Linked DNA regions of Homo sapiens: region 1 is linked to region 2. A link is a contact called in ENCODE Hi-C or POLR2A ChIA-PET data. All regions are on one chromosome and are shown on one strand. Each heading gives the region's core, a stretch centred on a gene start or an enhancer-like site at or near the end of the contact. The rest is flanking DNA. Distances are from core to core; before and after follow the strand shown. Region 1 overlaps LINC01091 (long intergenic non-protein coding RNA 1091). Region 2 overlaps LINC01091 (long intergenic non-protein coding RNA 1091).

Region 1 (3,291 bases), core at 445-2,944, 61 kb after region 2:
AATGGATGCCAATATGTGCTTGGAAACTCAGACACTGAAATGTATTTCTTTGTAGGAGGAACTTCCTTGGTCATCCCAGTCATGTGCTGTAAGGGCAATGAAAGCAGTGGAATAAGGAGGAGTCTGGGAGCCACTGTGCCCAGAACCATCAGCCTCAAGCAAATCATCTTCCCTTGTCCTCTTGCTCTCATCTTACCCTTCCAGACAAAATCTATGGTGTACTATTTTTATGTGCGTTCTTATTTCTCATGAGTAGACACATTAACGTGATGAGTTTAACCATAGGTCATTTTGTTTATGAGTCTCTGGTTAAATGTTAATAGCCTGAAGTCAAGTATCAAACAAGAATTTAGAGCTAAAGATCTTGCAAGTTGTACTTACTGCCTATCCAACAACGTTAGGATCCAGCCAATCCTGTTTCTTTATATGTTTTAATGTTATCAAGAGTGAACACTTACTATGCTTTTTAAATGCCAATAACTGTTCTGAGCATCCTGGATATGTTAACTCATTTAATCTTCATGATGTGCACATGAGACAGCTACTATTATTATAATTTCTATTTTAAGGTTGAGGAAACTAAGTCAATAGAGAGGTTAAGTAATTCACCCAAAGTCACATAGCTGGTGAGAGGCAAAGCTAGCTATGACTGCAGAATCTGTGCTGTTAACCACCATACCACCATCTGTGCCTTTTTACAGTTGCTAGATAAATCTTTTGTGATCATCTCTTATCATAAGAAGGGGTAAAAATTATTGGATTGGATGTATGCTGCATTGTTCATATTGCATAGACAGTGATGGAGAGTTTTCTCCAACTGTGTAAGTCTGTTTTTTGTTCTGAATATACAGCTTGCGCCACTACAACATCACTTGACATACTCTCTAATATCACCATGCAGATTCATCGTCATCCTGTCTGTCGTGTGAATAACTCATAGCCTCAAGATTAGCACAATAAAAAGATTCTTAATAAAACAACATGAGATTCTACTCAAAGACTTGAAGGAAGCTGATCTCATGTCCATTAAACTGCTAGTTGGATCTGTTTGAAAAACTTCCAAAGGGTTAGTATATGTGTTTCAGTGCAGTGTAACGAAAATTCAGGACTGGTGGGGGATTTAGTAAAAGTTAAAAGAAAAGAGAAGTTAAAATCTGAAGCAAAGCAGACTTTTCAGAAACAATTTCTTGTTCCTCAGTTATATGGAGCCTTCATATGTAGAGAAAGGTTAACCTTAGATAGAGCTTGCCCTGCATATCAGTAATCTTTATTATTGAGACACAACAACTTTATTTCATAATCATTTTCTTCCGGCCAACCAGCTGTGATTACTCAAGGAAGATTAACTAAAACCTGATGGATTTCAGCCCCTATTCAGCAATGCCAGCCAAATACTATAATTACACAGGATGCAGGCTGAGATAATGTCGACCTTGTACTTAGAGATTGTCCTAGATAAGTTGAACGGTCAGATTTGCAGGTCGGGTTTTTCAATCACTGGGGCTGTATCTGTAAAGGGAAAGAGACAGCAAAAGAGGAAGAAAAGCAAGCAAAAGACCTCTCATCATTTTAGCCATCCTGAAAGAAAGCATTTAATAAAGACAAAGACTTCAACAGATAGGAGTGGGTTCACCAGTGCAGATTTTAGAGGCTGTGTGGAGGATGTATCGTTCCTAAAGTAAATGTAATTTCTGCCCCTCCTGAGTCCATGTATTATGTGGATGGGGCGTGTGGGAGCCTTTCCATTTGGCAGTTTGCACGGCACGCTGCTGATGTTATGAAATTTACATTAAGTTGGAAAAACAGTCTTTGTCATACCTTGTCCTTTTGGAGGAAATGGATTTCCTTAACAAGAGCACCACTTTATTTCCCCTATGAATTCAGATATGGAACACATTGCTGCATGGCGTTCTACCAAATAGAAAGGCTGCTAAGGAAGGGCTTATTATTCTAAAAATTTTAATGACCCAGAAGCAAAATATTTTTGGTCCTTATATTGTAGACATAAATGCTTAAGTTCAGATTTCAAGTGCCAAGACCTCTGAGATATTACTGTTGGAACTCAACCAAAGATGAGGGATGCAGGAGGTATTTGTTAATGGTTAATGAATAATTCCCTAAATCATTTGGTTATTAACTAGTTCAAAATGCCTCACCTCTAGATCTTTGTAATTTTATTAAACTACGCAAAAGTTTCCCTGCTTTAATAAACTTTAAGTTAAATGTGAAAATATTTTACATATATCAAATGTGCTTTCCTTTTAGTTTAATGATTTCTGAAATGCTGCATATTCAGACCTTTGTGCCTTTGCCCATGGTCCTTCTTTTTTAAGGGATAGCTTCGTTCCTACTCATTTTCTCCTAGTGAACTCCTATTCATTTTTCAAAGCCTACATCAGGACAATATGTTTTTGTTATTTTTATTACAATGTTTCTTTTTCTTTCTTCTAGTAATTAATTGCTCCTTCCCCTTTGGGTTCATGGTATAATATTCCTTCCTCCATTATACTGTGTATCACGTTTTATTACTATTATTATTTTTATTAGTTAATTGGCCATTTCTCCAGCTAGAGCTCTTTAAGGACATTGATGGTGGCTTATTTTTCCTTTGATCACTAGCATAAAAGAACCAGGAACATGATAGGCATTTAATAAATGTTTTTTTGAATGCATGAGTGCATAAGTAAATAGTGAAACAGGTTATTCTAAAGAAACAGGTTAGTTTTTAGAATAGCTGCTAAATTTTTGATCTTTCAAAATATCAAAGAAGATTGTGTTTTTAATATGTAAGGCCAATTGTAGACTCGGAAGCTACTGAAAGATGATATTGCTCTTTTTTTTTTTTTTTTTTTTTGAGACGGAGCCTTGCTCTGTCGCCCAGGCTGGAGTGCAGTGGCGCAATCTCGGCTTACTGCAAGCTCTGCCTCCTGGGTGCACGCCATTCCCCTGCCTCAGCCTCCGGAGTAGCTGGGACTACAGGCGCCTGCCACTGCGCCCGGCTAATTTGACATTGCTCTTAAAAGTATGTTAGAACACTTCCTTATTCTTCATGCATCCATAGAGAAAAGGAAAAGTCTTCTTAACTCTCCGGAAGAATTAATCAGAGGAGCATTTCTAACTTCTTTCCACCCACTCACTCACTCTCCTTCCACTGACCATTGAAAATGGGGGAAGAAAAAAGGTACGGTTGGCTCAAGGTTTTCTGGATCCTCCCCAAGTTTCTTTGGCTCTGCTGTTTACCTTCTGGCAGTCGCAACAGAGGAAACCAGCATCTTTAGATGAGTGAGTGCT
Region 2 (3,078 bases), core at 424-2,923:
TAGAAATGATCTAAATGTAAGAGTGAATGCCCCTGAGGGAGCATCTGTGGCCTTCTCTGTGAGTTTCTATGGGGATCTCTCCTTTGCGTTAGATGCCGTAAGCGTTAGTGTATGGATGGCAGACCTGTTTTTCCTTTGCTTCTCAACACTCAATTAGATCCGTGTAGCTAATGAAATTCATGAGAGCATGCAGCAAAATTCTGTATAGGAAGGTTTTTTTTTCCTTCTTTACATAGTTTCCCATGTTCTAAATTAGTTGTTTTAATGTTATCTATGTGTTTTTGTTTCATTTTAGGGTATCAGTGGGATAATATTAACTGCCAAAATAATTCATTAGTTGTAAAGCTCCATCCTGGCTAAACTGTGGATAATGTGCCTCTTAGCTTAGACTGCTGAAAAGTCATTATGGTCAATGACTGACCCACAGCCACCATGTGAAAAACCTGGGTTTAACTAGAAAGTAAAAACTGCTGGAACAACCTGATTGTGCCAAGAGGTAGTATGTTAAATCTATGTAGAAGTAGCAGAAGTTACAGGAAAAAAGCCAGTGATTACCAGGGTGTCACATTGTTTATGAACCAGGTTGCTGAGTCTTTGAATCTGGAGATGATAATTTAAGTCAAAATTTCAAGAGTAGGAATTCTGAGGTCAGAATCAATAGTGTAGTTGGGTATAAGTCATTTGAATAAAAAGCCGGCTTTTGAGCTTGACCCCTTTTCTCTCAGTTCCTTTTCCTAATTATCCTACTTTTCTCAAAAATGTCACTCACAAACTCTTTTGCTGTGAGAGTTAATGGTGAGGTGCATAAAATACACATACAAGTTTCAAAAGTGAAGTATAAATAGCCATAGCCTTTCAAAGTATTATTCAGGTTTAGGAAAACAAGTGCCTTTACACATCATTCGAGCACCCGAGGATGATTCTACCTGCAGATGGGCCTTTAAATAAGTGTGAGTTTGCTGCTGCTTCTCAACTCCCAGTTGGATACTGAAAAAAAAGATCTTTCTCAATTTCCTGTTCTTGTGCGTTATTAAAATCCTTCTGTTGCCCCCACTGCCACCCCTGCCTCTTTCTTCTTTTCCCATCTTTTTGTGTGGAGGATGTTATCCACAGTTCCCAGCAGTGATGATGCATTTGAGTCAGGAGGATGAGATTGTGACCCAGATACAGTGCATGAGAAATGAGTGATGGGAAGAGAGAATGACATGACGGGGGGCGGAGGGGGGGGAGAGGGGGGAGAGAGAGAGAGAGAGAGAGTGAGCAGTGGTGAAGGGTTATGAGTTGTACAGTTATTTCTAGCTTTGAATGGTTTCCAAATCTCATACATTCACAGACAACCTCGCCAAAGCCCACAGCTGTCATGCATTTTCAACAGATTCCACAGGGCCTAGATGAGGTTTGAAGGCATTCCTTTGCTCTTACACATTAGCTAAAAGGAATTACCGTAACATCTGATATTGTGGAAGTGGGACATTTGCCATCCTGACCTTGCCCAAAGCAGTCCGGAAATAGGAGTCTAAGAATGTATTATCTCATATGGCCCCTAAAGGTCACCAGGGGCCTGTCGGTGGCATTCTGAGAAAATCCAAGCACCCAATATGCTCTGCATTTGGAGAAACTGGGCTGCTTTGTATGGGCACAGTGGGCAGACACATGTTCCCATTGCTCGTTGGATGTTTGTCATAGGAAAGGCATGTTCCACTGGAGAAATTCCCAGCTGTCAGTAATGTGCTGATATACCACAGCCAATCATCAGAGGATGAGCCAAATAAACAGGATGTTCACAATGTGTGTGATTGCATGAGTGTGTAACAAAACTTCTGCCCATTTCACAGCCTCATAATGGGATTGACATGCATTGCTTAATGCATCTGTCTGTTTAGGATAGAAAGGCATAAACACCATGGAAACCATGTGTAAGAAAGCCCTTTCTTTGGCTATATGGGCTGTTGATATGATGGGATGAAATCTGGTATAAATTGGGAAAGAACATTGCTTTAATATTATGAGTTTACTTGCTGGGAAGTGCCTTGAAGTCATCCAAACACAGATGAGAAGGAATAATCAGATAATCAGTAGCTATTGAGAGTTAACAAAAGGGGCTGAGTTGATATGAATATTTTTACATACCAGTGGCGTCATCTTCATTCTTTCTTCTTGTAAGACACTCATTAGTTGAATTATTTATATAAATGTACAGAAATGAGTCAAAGTTATGTCATTGCCCTTTTTGTTTGGATATGCTGCTACTGTTAACAATTAGTTTCTAAATATATTCCCGAGGCAGCAATTTGGGAAGGGGGAGTAGTGGTTCCTTCAACACTCATGTGTAGATAGGTTCTTGGAAAAATAACATCAGGTATCCTGTTAAGTGTCAGACCTTTTACTTCTCTGAGCATTCAAATCCCCTTTGCTCAAGGTGGCACATCCATTCATGATAATAACAGTAATAAATAAGATTTATTGTACATTTCCTGTTTGATGGTACTGAGCTAAGCCTTTAACATGCATTAACTCTTTTAATTCTCACAAAACATATAAGATTGATACTATTATTATTACTATCATAATGATAAGAAAACCAGCATTCAGAGAAGATAGTAGGCTTTTAAGAAGGTAGAGTTAGTGACAGAGCAAGCTGGAACATGTATTTGAGTACTGAATCCATGCATTTAACCATTTCACTATGTTACCCTTGTGTGTCCCTGCTCTATGTGAAATTTGATTCTATTACAGTCTCTGGTGTTAATTATTTTATTGCATTGAAATGTGATTTGTATTTCCTTGAACAGGACTAATGCACAAATATAATTTTGGTATCCTAGGGTCCATCTGTATAGAATATTTCACCAACCTAGTACAGTTGAGGAACATGCCATGAAGTCTTTGTAATGATTTTTCTCTCTTGTTAAGTTTTGGTCTTTTAATTGTGGTTATTATGTGCTGCTTTTCAAACATTGCCCAAGATGCACTGATTTAGGAAAAAATCATATGTGCCAGGATGCTACCTCCTAATAATATTAACACTTTCAATAGGTTTTATGGATAAACACAGCAGGAAAGAAAAGGAGCTCTGAG

Evidence for each region. A loop is a pair of places that touch in the nucleus more often than their neighbours do. ChIA-PET counts read pairs that join two places held with the same protein, here RNA polymerase II (POLR2A). Pooled maps may share reads with other maps.
Region 1: a map of endothelial cell of umbilical vein shows a loop between it and region 2 (11-fold over the local background). The contact joins two enhancer-like sites. A Hi-C loop is called at or near these places in 5 of 168 maps with a recorded cell type or tissue (Right ventricle myocardium inferior, endothelial cell of umbilical vein, gastrocnemius medialis and 2 more) and 6 of 50 pooled maps. POLR2A ChIA-PET finds 5 or more read pairs at or near these places in 2 of 52 experiments (GM12878 and OCI-LY7).

The regions. Positions count from the first base shown.
Region 1 is chr4:123,891,822-123,895,112 of GRCh38, forward strand. All of the region lies in intron 4 of LINC01091 (long intergenic non-protein coding RNA 1091), which reads left to right. Among named protein-coding and RNA genes, the nearest start is that of LINC01091, 240 kb to the left of the region's middle. Within about 2 kb of position 1,695, at least 6 of the 41 ENCODE cell types and tissues checked have a DNase peak (open chromatin) inside an H3K27ac peak, as active enhancers do; they include endothelial cell of umbilical vein, gastrocnemius medialis and heart right ventricle, where a contact is called at or near this core.
Region 2 is chr4:123,831,143-123,834,220 of GRCh38, forward strand. The region is part of intron 4 of LINC01091 (long intergenic non-protein coding RNA 1091); the gene reads left to right. Among named protein-coding and RNA genes, the nearest start is that of LINC01091, 180 kb to the left of the region's middle. RefSeq lists a silencer at 1,292-1,586. Within about 2 kb of position 1,674, at least 15 of the 41 ENCODE cell types and tissues checked have a DNase peak (open chromatin) inside an H3K27ac peak, as active enhancers do; they include endothelial cell of umbilical vein, gastrocnemius medialis and heart right ventricle, where a contact is called at or near this core.